2 separate regions of the Homo sapiens genome follow, and region 2 is linked to region 1. The links are chromatin contacts, found by Hi-C or POLR2A ChIA-PET in ENCODE. All regions are on one chromosome and are shown on one strand. The core of a region is the stretch at or near the end of the contact, and the rest is flanking DNA. Distances in the headings are between cores, read along the strand shown.

What was found. A loop is a pair of places that touch in the nucleus more often than their neighbours do. ChIA-PET counts read pairs that join two places held with the same protein, here RNA polymerase II (POLR2A). Pooled maps may share reads with other maps.
Region 2: a pooled map shows a loop between it and region 1 (5-fold over the local background). The contact joins the promoter of CLOCK here to the promoter of CRACD in region 1. A Hi-C loop is called at or near these places in 2 of 37 single-sample maps with no recorded cell type and 9 of 50 pooled maps. POLR2A ChIA-PET finds 5 or more read pairs at or near these places in 2 of 52 experiments (H1 and OCI-LY7).

The regions. Positions count from the first base shown.
Region 1 is chr4:56,046,168-56,051,970 of GRCh38, forward strand. It overlaps CRACD (capping protein inhibiting regulator of actin dynamics), which reads left to right and starts at 2,931. Exons shown (of 11, transcript NM_001393381.1): 1 at 2,931-3,132. RefSeq lists a silencer at 2,657-3,296 and an enhancer at 2,827-3,502.
Region 2 is chr4:55,545,306-55,551,078 of GRCh38, forward strand. CLOCK (clock circadian regulator) reads right to left here and starts at 1,604. Exons shown (of 23, transcript NM_004898.4): 1 at 1,477-1,604. LOC124900704 (a long non-coding RNA gene) reads left to right here and starts at 560. Exons shown (of 2, transcript XR_007058122.1): 1 at 560-1,305; 2 at 2,311-2,584. RefSeq lists silencers at 600-1,229, 1,350-1,449, 1,510-1,879.

The DNA of each region.
Region 1 (5,803 bases), core at 1,681-4,180:
CCTAAGGACATGATTTATGCCTTTGTTTTCTTCTAAGAGTTTTATAGTTTTAGCTCTTACCTTTAGATCTATGATCCATTTGAGTTAACTATATAGAGAGATAGGGGTCCAAATTGATTATTTTGCATGTAGATTTGCAGTTGTCTCCATGTTTTCTTCTGTTAGTATTTGCCGATTATATTTTTCCATTACTTAATTTTCAGACACAATAATAATGGTAATTTAAAAGATATGGGAACTAGAACAGTTATTCCCATTTTACAAATTTAAGGAAATATCTGAAGTTAATTGAATTATCCAGTGGACTCATGCTGAGGGACAGAAAGTCATGGAAAGGGATGATACACAGACATGGTGGATTATAGAATGGAGAGGCTTTGGAAATCCTTGGTCTAACTCAGCGTTTCTTAACCTTAGCACTATTGTCATTTGGGGCTGGATAATTCTTGGTTGTGGGGGCTGTTCTGAGCATTGTAAGATTCTTAGCAGCATCTCTGGCTTCTACCCAGTAGATGCCCAGTAGCAGCACCTGCCATCCCCAGTGTAGACCACCAAAAATGTGCCCAAGACACTGCCAAATGTCTCCTACAGTGCAAGTATCCCTACAGCTGAAACTACTGGTCTAACTACGAAATTTATTTCCCACATATTTTCTATAACCTCTCACACAGCAGTTAAATGGTTAAGTGTTAAAAAAAATTCTAGATGTTCTGCATCTTTTTTTTTTTTTTTTTTTTTTTTTTTTTGTATTATGGCCTCTGAAAAATGTTTCCACTGGTAGGCAGTTAGCTATCGAAAACGTGGAATAGTAGACTGATACTTGGGGTTAGGGTGCCATGCAATCTTGTTATAGCCCTGGATATAGTTGCTATGAACCAATGTATTTGAAAAGTGAGGGAAAAAAACAGCACCTGTCAAAAGTGGTGCCTGATGGATTCCGATTTCTGAGGCCCATGAGACACTAAGTCTAGTTGTTAGAATGGTCCAATATGAGCATCATTTCTCCAGAACTCCGGCGATATTTTTTGGGTGTATATGAATTGGGGTGCCTTGTCCTACAAAGTGAAAAGATAGTAGACCTACGTTTGACTTATGAACATTTGAATTTTTATATGGACATTTGTTTGTGTTTTCATGTAGTTGGCAAGACTATAATATATATCAAGAACAAGATCTCAGCTATATGTTCTGCATAGATTTGATTTTTGGCTTCTGGGAACTTCTTTTTTTTTTTTTTTTTGAGATGGAGTTTCTCTCTTGTTGTCCAGGCTGGAGTGCAATGGCGCAATCTCAGCTCACTGCAACCTCCGCGTCCCGGGTTCAAGCGATTCTCCTGCCTCAGCTTCCCGAGTAGCTGGGATTACAGGGATGCGCCACTACGCCTGGCTAATTTTTGTATTTTTAGTAGAGACGGGGTTTCGCCAAGTTGGCCAGGCTGTTCTTGAACTCCCGATCTCAGGTGATCCGCCTGCCTCGGCCTCCCAAAGTGCTGGGATTACAGGCATGAGCCACCGCGCCCGGCCGGCTTCTGGGAACTTCTAACGCTACTAAACTCAAATCAAAAGAAATTTGCTCAACCCTTTCTAAAACTCTGCATTATTCTAATTTGGAATAAAGCAGACATAGTTTAGGATATGTGCACACTGAACTAAGTATCTATATTCACGAAAATACAAAGCCATATATTATACTGATATTTAACTTAAATGTTTATCTAGAATAAACCAGTTGGATAAGGTAACATGCACTAGATTCTCCCAGTCTCAAGGTTGCTCCTTTAAGTCATGCAGTGAAATTACTAGTCCTTGGCCAATAAGGTGAAACCTCGTCTCTACTAAAAATAAAAACAAAAATTAGCTGGGTGTGGTGGCGGGCGCCTGTAATCCCAGCTACTCAGAGGGAGACTGTGGCAAGAAAATCGCCTGAACCCGGGAGTTGGAGGTTGCAGTGAGCTGAGATCGCGCCACTGCACTCCAGCCTGGGCAACAAGAAACTCCGTCTCAAAAAAAAAAAAAAAAAAAAAAGAAAAGAAATTACTAGTCCTATTTTTGGCATTTGGGACATCTGGCTCAATACTGGGTATAATTTAGGGCTATCTTTCGTATTTTGCATCTTTTGTCTAGTCATTTTGCTTTAAAATTTCCTGTTTAATAATGATATTCAATTATTTTTAGCATCCTTGCATACATAGTAAACTAAAAAGATCACCAGAAACTGATTTCCAGTAGTTGCACTGGCATAGTCACAACAAAAAGTATGAAGGAAAAGTCTTGTTTTCTTCGTTAGCCCACAAAAGGAGAAGTCATTTTCCTTAAAGCATCAAAATCAATATTTAATTTCATTATGGCTGGGGACAATAATGCACATTGTCAATGTCACTCCGTTCGGATGTACAGGGACTCAGCAATGCAATTTCTAGCCTTTCTATTTCTAGGTGGCATTTTCCAACTTACTCAACTCTCAGGAGTCCCAGTGCCATTTATTGTGGTTGGGACTCTGCAGGGCGAAACTTCTCCTGGGCTCCCGGTATCTCCTATTAGAGAGACTGCTGCGGGTAACAGGGACCGAATTTGCAACCTGTGGGGTGGTGACTGATGGTCCAATGTTCTCGCCACACGCAGGATGAGCCTCGCTGTGAGCCCACCACTGTAACCTCAGACCCCACGAGTTCAGCACTCCCTCGAGTCAGGCTTTGCAGAAGCCGGGAGGGCACTGGTCAACCCCACGCCCCTCCTTGGGGCCCGCTCCTGGTTTCTGGGCACCCCTGGGGAGGGGAGCCATCTGGTGTGCGCCACTCCCGGAGGGCGCGAGAAGGAAGCCGGCGCCTCACGCTCAGCTGTCCCTGGGCGAAGCCGGGCGGGGCGGCGGCGCGGGTCCGAGCGCCCGAGGCGCCGGCGGAGCATGTGACCACGCCGCGCGGGGCCGGGCGCGCAGTGCCGCGCGGTGGCGGCAGTGGGGAGAGCAATGGAGGCCACGGCCGACTGAGAGGCGGGTGCGCTGCTGGTGCTGCTGCCGCGGCGGCTGCTGATGCGGAGGCTGCCGCGCGCAGTGCCGCCGAGTCCGCCGCCCGCCCGGGACCGCCGGTCGCCGGCCAGCCGCTCTGCCAGCCGGAGCGCCAGGCGGGGACCTCAGGTGAGCGCCTGCTCGGCCCGCGGCCGGAGCCAGACAATGGGGACAGGGGCGGGCTTCTCTCCTCCACTCGCGCCCCTCCGGGCCGGGCCCCCGCAGCGCCCCGGGACTCCAGGGGACCTGGCCCCGGGGGCGTGGGCTCGGCGCGGCGGGCGGTGGGCTTCGGGGCGGTGTCCCCATGTGGGAGGCGCGGACCCTCCCGGAGGAACCTGCGCGCGGCTTGCGCGCTTTGGATCCCCGCAGGGGAACCTGCCGCCGGGCTGCACCCCGGGAACTTGCGGAGAATATGGGACCTCGCCTGCCTTCTCCTCTTCCCGCGCCTCGCCATCCTGTCCCCAGGTCCCTGGCTCGGTCCCGACCGCGGCAAGGGCCAGAACCAGACCTCACCGTCCGGGATCGCGGACGCCGTCCGGGCTCAGCCCTCTCCCCACCGCCCCCGGAGCTGCATTGCTTTGTTTAACCTCTGCCAGACCGTTTCGCACAAACTCTTGTTGCCCCAATTCTGATGAGCCACCAGTTTGATAGCTGAGGCAAGACAAAGGTTTCCCCTGTTTACCAAGGGCCGGGGCCAGGAGACTGCGCGCTGCCCGTGGTGTAAAATCTGTTTTCTTTATCTTCGCCCGGGGCTTGTTGCGATGGTTTTCCTGGCACTATAACCGTCCTTTCTTGCAGAGCTCTGTAGTGGCGAGATTGGACCTCCTAACCCTACGGATACGGTGGGTGGGGTATGGCTTTTTTTTTTTCATGATTATCAGTAAACAGAAGCCGACTTTGAATTTTATAATATGTGTTCTTGAGTTAGAGACATCGTAATCATTTTCTGAATTCTGAATTTTAAGAGAATATATATTTCAAGACACATTGATTCAGTGGAGGGGGAGGGGGAAGAAAACCTAGTAAGTACGACCATGTGTTGTGAAATTTTAATATGGTTTTAGGAATAATGGCTGGGAAACTGATCTGGTGTAGGTGAGGGAGTGTGTGTGTGTGTGTGTGTGTGTGTGTGTGTGTGTGTGTGTATTGGGGGTGGTAAGTGGTGGTGGTGGAGAGGGAGTGGTTAGAATACAAAGGATAAGGCAGTTTTAGAAAAAGATTCTTAGTAAATATCCTGTGGCAAATTTTTGATTCATTAAGTTGTGAGTTAAATCAATGTTTCCTTTAAAAATCACCTATAGTAATTGTGGAATTATATAAAAAATGGCTCACAGTTCTTTGGCATTGTTTGTGACTCAGGAATCTGAATAAAACAGTCAGTTTTGAGTAATTTTTAAAAAGTCAACAAAGAGAAGACTCCTTCACTACTGTCTCCTTTATCCTTTGGGAAAAGGGAATCCTTGTTCAGTATATTCAAGAGAAAATTGCCTATATGAAAAAAAATTTCAAAGGCAGCTTTGAAAAAGAAACATTTTGAAAAATATAATATGGTTGCATTACAGATCACTTCAACTCAGAAGTGGGCAGGGAAAAAATCATGTTACTGGATCGCCCTTTCCACTGTTGATTATTTAAAATGCATTGTATTCAAAAGCTTAATTTTACAGTCATCTCTAACACATTGAGAAACTTTCACTCTAAAGACTTAGCAGTACTTACCGACCACTGAATTTGGAGGAGGAAGCTAACACCAACTTGACAATAGGCAATTGGTGTGAGAAACAAAAGCTAGCTCTTGGTAATAGTTCATAGTTCTTCATAAACTACAAAGCACTATAATAAATGTAAGTTATTATTATCGCTAGATGAGGAAGCTGTGTTTTACAGTTTTTCTCTTACCCAATTTCAGACCAATTAATTGGCATTAATTTGAAATTCTCCAGGGAAAGGGACAATCTTTTAGTCTTTTTTTGTGGTCTGTATTTCTGATCTGGCACACAGTAGGTGTTCAGTATGTAGTCATGGAAAGAAAGAATGAATAGGTGAAAAAAATACAAGTGGATAAAACGTGTACAGATGGAATTTGTTTACTTTTTATTCAACGAACATTTACTGAAGGCCTACTGTGTGCCAACAACTGTGTAGAGGTTTTCCACATACAGTTGATGAAAGCTTGGTGACCTCCTTTTTCAGTCATAGTTGATGTGTGTTTCTTCCAAGAATGGGGTCTCTTGGGTGGTTTTTTTCATCATTTTAAATCATCTCCTGTAACTGAGTGGCACAATAGAACATTTCACTTGTTGTATGTGCATATAGTTTCTCACAATGGCCTGTGGGGAGGCAGGGCAGATATTATCATTCCCGTTTTGTAGGTGAGGAAATCCAGACATGGCGAGATTAAATGACTTGCCAGCTCCTTGCCACTAAAGCAACAATGCCAGGGACAGAAGCTGGATCTCACGCCCAGAGCTTTCTCCCCTGAATCACACAACCTTCTCCAAGATACACTGTACCCCCAGAAAATCACGCTGGAATTAGACCCCATGAAAAAGTCTACCTTTTGGATAACTTTTACATAAAGAAAAGGTATATTTTACAACCTAGTACTTAGGGGAGTGGTTAAATACACAAGTTCTCGAGGCAGGTGATTGAATTTGAGCATTGGCTTTACTGGCTACTAGCTCTGCATCCTTGGCAGGTGATTTAATCTAAGCCTCAGTTTCCTCATCTGTAAAATGGGGGAAGTAATCCTATTTAGAACATTTTTGTGAGGATCAAATAAAATAATGTGGGCATAGCA
Region 2 (5,773 bases), core at 354-2,853, 500 kb before region 1:
GGGATAAGTTTCAGAGAAAGCAATTCATTATCTAAATTACATCCTTTTAAGAATGTTTATTTTCAAACAGGTAGAGGGGAATATTGCACAATTTTCTCTAATCGCTTAAAGCTACAAATCAGAACGCAATCTTCAAAGTGAAATTACCTTTGATTTGGGGGGATCAGCGTTATAGTCAAATCAACGACTGTAAAAGTTTACTTCTTGTGCTTTTCTTCCACTGTAAAAATTTTTTTATTTTTTAAAGAAGGCTAAAAAGCCTTAAAGTCTAATAGCACGGCATTCTAATAGCAGGAAACCACAATCTGATTTGATCTTTCATCTGCCAGGTCAGAGACTAGGCTTTTATCTTGCAGAATTAGGCTCACCTACCATCAACAAGAGGACCTCTACAAAGCTACAAACACTTTCAAAGAATATAAACTCTGCGGCGCTGCGTGTAGGAAATTACACTCCAGGGGCCAGAGCGCCAGAGCCAACTCCAGAAAACCCAGCTTCACTGGCGGAAAGAAATCTACAAACGCCAGCGGCGGTGACGGGGAACGGGAAGCGCGGGTGGACGGAAGAAGAGAAACCGAGCGCCTCGCCGCCAACCCTCGAACCCGCGCGCGGTCGCTGGAGTCAGACGCTAATAGCCGCGCGCTGCCTAGGAACGGAACCCCGGAACCACCACCACTAACGGAACCAGCCCGCGGCCGGCAACGGCGGCCGTTCGGACTGCGGACTGCGGCACGCGGGCCGGGCGCCGGGAGGGCGGGGGTTCCCCGGAGGAGCTGGCCGCCCCGGCGCCCCATTGGGCGCTGCTCCAAACGTGCCCGAGTGGTGACAGGAATAAAGTGGGTCACAAGGCCTAGCGGGTCCCCAGCGAAAGCTCTCTCGGCACCCGGTCCCCGTCTTTCCCCGCCTCCCAGCTGCTGGAATCGGCCGCAGCTCCGGGCGCCCTCAAGCCGCCCGGCCCCGCCGTGCACCCCACTCCCGCCCCTGCCCCGCAGGTAACCCCAGCTGCCCCAGAGGGCCTCTCAGGCAGGGCGGGCCTCGGCCCGAAGTCCCGGGAAAAGACACACTAGAACGACACGCCAAACTTGGGCTTCAGCTCCCGCCTTCCCCACCCTTGGCCGCCGCCCCCCGGCCCCACACACGCCGCCCCCCGCTCCCTCCCCTTCCCCGCGCCCTCACCGTGTGGCTTGCGGCGGCTCCGGCTTCTTCCCTCCCCCACCCAGGTCTCCCGCTGCGGTGACTCGGAACCACTACCCCGCCTGTGTCCAGGAGGCGCCGCGGCTCCCACCTCCAGCAGCACCTGGGGCTGTGAGTGGCGCCCCCCACCCACCCCCCCAAAAATTCGCCGCTCCTGTGGCCAGCTCCTCCTCCCCCTCCCTTCCCTTCCCCTCCTCCACCAGCCCAGGAGCGCGCATGCGCCGCCAAGGAAGCCAACCGGCACTCGGCAGGCCCTGGGCCCACCGGGCGGGCGCCTCTCACCGGGAGCGCTCGCGGCGGCGGCGGCCAGATTTCCTTCGCGCTCTCGCTCTCCGGGGTTTCCTTTTTTAAACCGGCAGCCGCAAGCCGAGTCCGTGATTGCGCCCCCTCCCGGCGCATGCGTCGTCAGCGACCCCGCGGGCTCAGACGGCCGGCGGAGGCTCTGCGCTCGCCCCTCCCCTCACTCTCCCTTTCCCCAGCGCGGCTCGGTGCGCATGCGACTTGCCCCGTTAGGCAGCACGGAGCCGCGCCAGGGGATCCCGGACGCCCGAAGAGACTCCCGCGCCCCTTGGGCCGAAATCTGGCTCTGCAGGCGCACCGTTCCCTGCCCCGGCCGGGAACGGCGCCGGTTACTAGAAAGCCGGGGAGGCGGGGCCTGGTCGGGTGGAGGGCGCGGCCGGCCGGCAGAGCGCTAGCCTTAGGTCCTGGAGGCTCTTTGGCTTTCCCCCCGTATGCCGGGGGCTAGGAGGAGGAAGAAGAGCTTCCTGCCGGATGAGGGATCCAGAGGCCAGAAAAGGAACCCGCTCTCCCTTCCAAAGCAAAACACTGCCGACGCCAGCTTAGATTTTTCGGGTGTTGGCAGGAGACTTTTTCCCCCAGTGGCATCATTCGTGTTTCCTCTCCTGGTGCTGGGAGAGAAGAGTTGCAAAGGCGCCTGGACCGCCAGTAACATCTTCTCCCATCTCCTGAGGGAGCGCGGCTTGGGTTGCTTCTTCTTGGTGGGTGGGCCTGGGGAGACAGGGCATGCGCCCTCGGCCAGAGGAGGGAAGCGAAAGGAGGTCGGGATTTATTTGCTCATTTGGAGATTTTTCCCTTGCCCTTTTATTAAAAATCAAGTGACAGTGTAATGGAAGATGGAGAATGAAGCATCAGAAATAAACCAGGACCCTAATTTGCATGGATTTCCTCGTTGGAACAACGTGTGACTACTACTTATCTTCGGGAAATTACTTATCTTGATGCGTTAAGGCACATTTGGTCCACATGAGAAAGCACATTTCAGTGCTTCTACTGGAAAAGAGATCTTTACAGTCTTAATTCCTAGTAATTCCTATGTTTTAATGAATATCTTTTGGATTTGAAATAAAAGCCATCTTTTTCTTTCAAAAAATGCACTTTTCTGGCCGTAAAATCCTCCCTTTAAAGTAACAGTCACCTCAGTAAACATTTTCAATTCTTGCTGTATGCTCTGGGCAAAAGAACATCAAACTGAAGCACTTATTCAGATCCTTGATCCTGCACCTAAGGATTTTTCTTTCAGGAGTGGGAAAACATGATTTGTTAATTTACCCCATCATATAGCAGAAGATATTTTGGTCGACATTTTTGCCTGTTCAGCATTCATTCCCTATTCTGATAATTTCTTTTGAAGAACTATCATTTATCCACTCTCAGTCCATATGGTCTGAGCAGGACACAAGGGGAAGGCATATTTGAGTTTAATCCTCGGTTGCAAACTACGGTTCCTAAGAAGGGTGTTACGTCTTTACCAATGGGTTTAAATCTGGGAGAATGGAGACCTGGAGCCATCTTTCCACACGTGAATTCTGAGAAAGAAGGCAACACGGAAAAAAAGCAGATTTGAAGACAGGTTTGGCCTAAAGACATGTTTGAGGCCTGGAAACAAATGTAGATTAGATTCCTCTGGAAATTTCGTTAAACCAGTCAGTAAATTCTTGCATCTGTTTTATTGCTTAAACCAGTGAGAGGTTTTCTTTCACATGTAATCAAGAGTCCCGACTGACAAGAGGTAGGTAGCAAGACGGAGGCAAAGTTATTAATACTGATAAGGTAGGTTGCAGCCAGACAAGAGAGGGCTTGAATGCTTTCCCTAGGATGGATTTTTGAATTTTATTCTAGAGACACTGATCCCTCCTTATATTCCCCATCATCTAGAACATATTATCTTCAAAATACCTTTGCCCTTTTTAATGATTTCATTGTCCTCTCAGTCACCAAGATCAAACCATGTCCATCTTTGACTCCTCCCTCTTTCACTGTATTTAATTATTTACCAAGACCTGTTGATAATCCCCCGTTTTTCTGCTCAGTCCTCTCTCACTGCTTGAACATTTCCCATGGTTCAGTTCACAGCTTCTCCTTTCTCCCACATTCTCTCCAAGAAAAGAAAAAATGTACTGGATATGTCTTTTTTTTGAGACAGATTTTTTGAGACAGAGTCTTGCTCTGTTGCCCAGCTGGAGTACAGTGGCATGATCTCAGCTCACTGAAACCTCTGCCTCCCGGGTTCAAGCAATTCTTGTGCCTCAGCCTTCCAAGTAGCTGTGATTACAGACTCCCACCACCACACCAGCTAATTTTTGTATTTTTAGTAGAGATGGGGTTCCACCATGTTGGCCAGGCTGGTCTTGAACTCCTGGCCTCAAGTGATCCACCCACCTCAGCCACCCAAAGTGCTGGGATTAACAGGCGCGAGCCACTGTACCCAGCCTGTATTGGATATTTCCAATAGCTTTTCCAACTTCCAGATCCCACATTTCCATAAAACAAAAATCCTGCCTCATAATTTCATAGCTCCTAAATTTATATTCCATAGCCTTAAACATAATTTCAGATATTCTGTTCACCCTTTCTTGTGAACCTTGCTATCATTTAAACTGAGTATTTCCAACTCCTCTGTCAACTGATTTCCCCCAGTTGGTAGGCAACGTATCATAGTGGTTAAGAGTACAAAATTAGGATCTTAACTGCCTGGATTTAAATCATAGCTTCACCACTAATATTCTGCATGACTTTAAGCAAGTTATTTCTCTGTTCTTTAATTTCGTCATCTTTAAAATGGGATAATTACAATCCTATCTCATAGCTTAACCGAGACAGTGTGTGTGTCTGTGTGTGTGTAATTTTATCTGGTACATAAGAAATCCCATAGAAATGTTGGCTATTCTTGTCAATGATGTTCCTTTTTGGGTAATTTTCATGTCTCTTTTGCTCTAATTCTTGCCCTAACTCCTATGTCCCATCAGTCACAAAGTCATATCTGTTCTTTCATAGTAACTCATCCATTCATTGACATTCCTAGTTTTACTACCATACTTTAAGGTGAATTGGAGAACAGGAAGCTTTAAGATATGCTTAATAGAGAATATAAGGTTAAGTATTTTTTTAAAGCTTGCATAGTTTATTCAGTTACTCATATTCTTTCTAATCCCTTTAAAATGGAACTACAAAACCCTGCCTCATAGTTGAGGTAGTATTATAGACTTTGTGGTCAAAACTCTTGGCTTAAATTCTGACTCATGCTGAGAGATAGTGAGCAAATCAAGTAATTCCTCTGAGCTTCAGGTACTTATCTGTAAAGTTACAAGACTAGGCATTTCAGAGAACTGTGATGATCAAAGGTAAATTAAACTGCTACATAAAGGCTAGGTGGTGACGATGGTGGTTGTAAATCTTTACAATTTCTTGTTGGAACCCTAAGAATAGTTGAAATGACTCACAGATTTTTAACTCCAGCCTTCACTTCTCCCTTGGGCTCTATACACACGTCTGTTTATCTACCTGATGTCTCTTCTTCTGTATCACAAATATCTTGGATGCTTCTTTCAATCTATTCTCCACAGAGCAGTCAAATTATTTTGAAAATATAAGTGAAGTCACATTATTTTCTTCTAAAACCCCTTTTGTCATTTCCCATTACATACAAATTCCTAATTATGGTCACAATAACCTGTTTGATCTGGCCCCTCCCTACCTCTCCAACCTCATGTCTTACCATTTTTTTCCTTTTCCTGTGACACTCCAACCCAGAAACTGCCTTTCATTTCTTTGCTAATTTATCTCTGCTCTCAGGCTTTCATGCATGCTGTGCCCTTGCCTGGACCCCTCCTACCTTTTCTCATGGCTGGCTCCTTCTCAACCATCACATCTCAAAGATCTAACTACCCTATTTAAGTAGGTCTCCCTCCAACACCCCACCTGCCCCCCCACCACCAATAATATCCAAAGTTATTCTCTTCTGTTGTGTCCAGTTTCCCCCATAATACTTAAGTTTAAATTATGTATATATTAGTTATATGTATATATGATATTTGTTTTCTTATTAACTATTTTCCCTACCACCACAAGATAAACTCCAGAAGGGCGAGAACCATGTGTTTTCTTTGCCACTATACGTGTAGCATCCATTTCAATACCTCAGGTGAGCTGGGTAGAGTGACACGTACATGTAGTTCCAGCTGAGCCGGGAGGATTGCTTGAGCCCAGGAGTTAAGGAACAGCCTGGGCAATGTAGCAAGACCCCATCACTAAAATAAATTAATTAAAATTTAAAAATAAA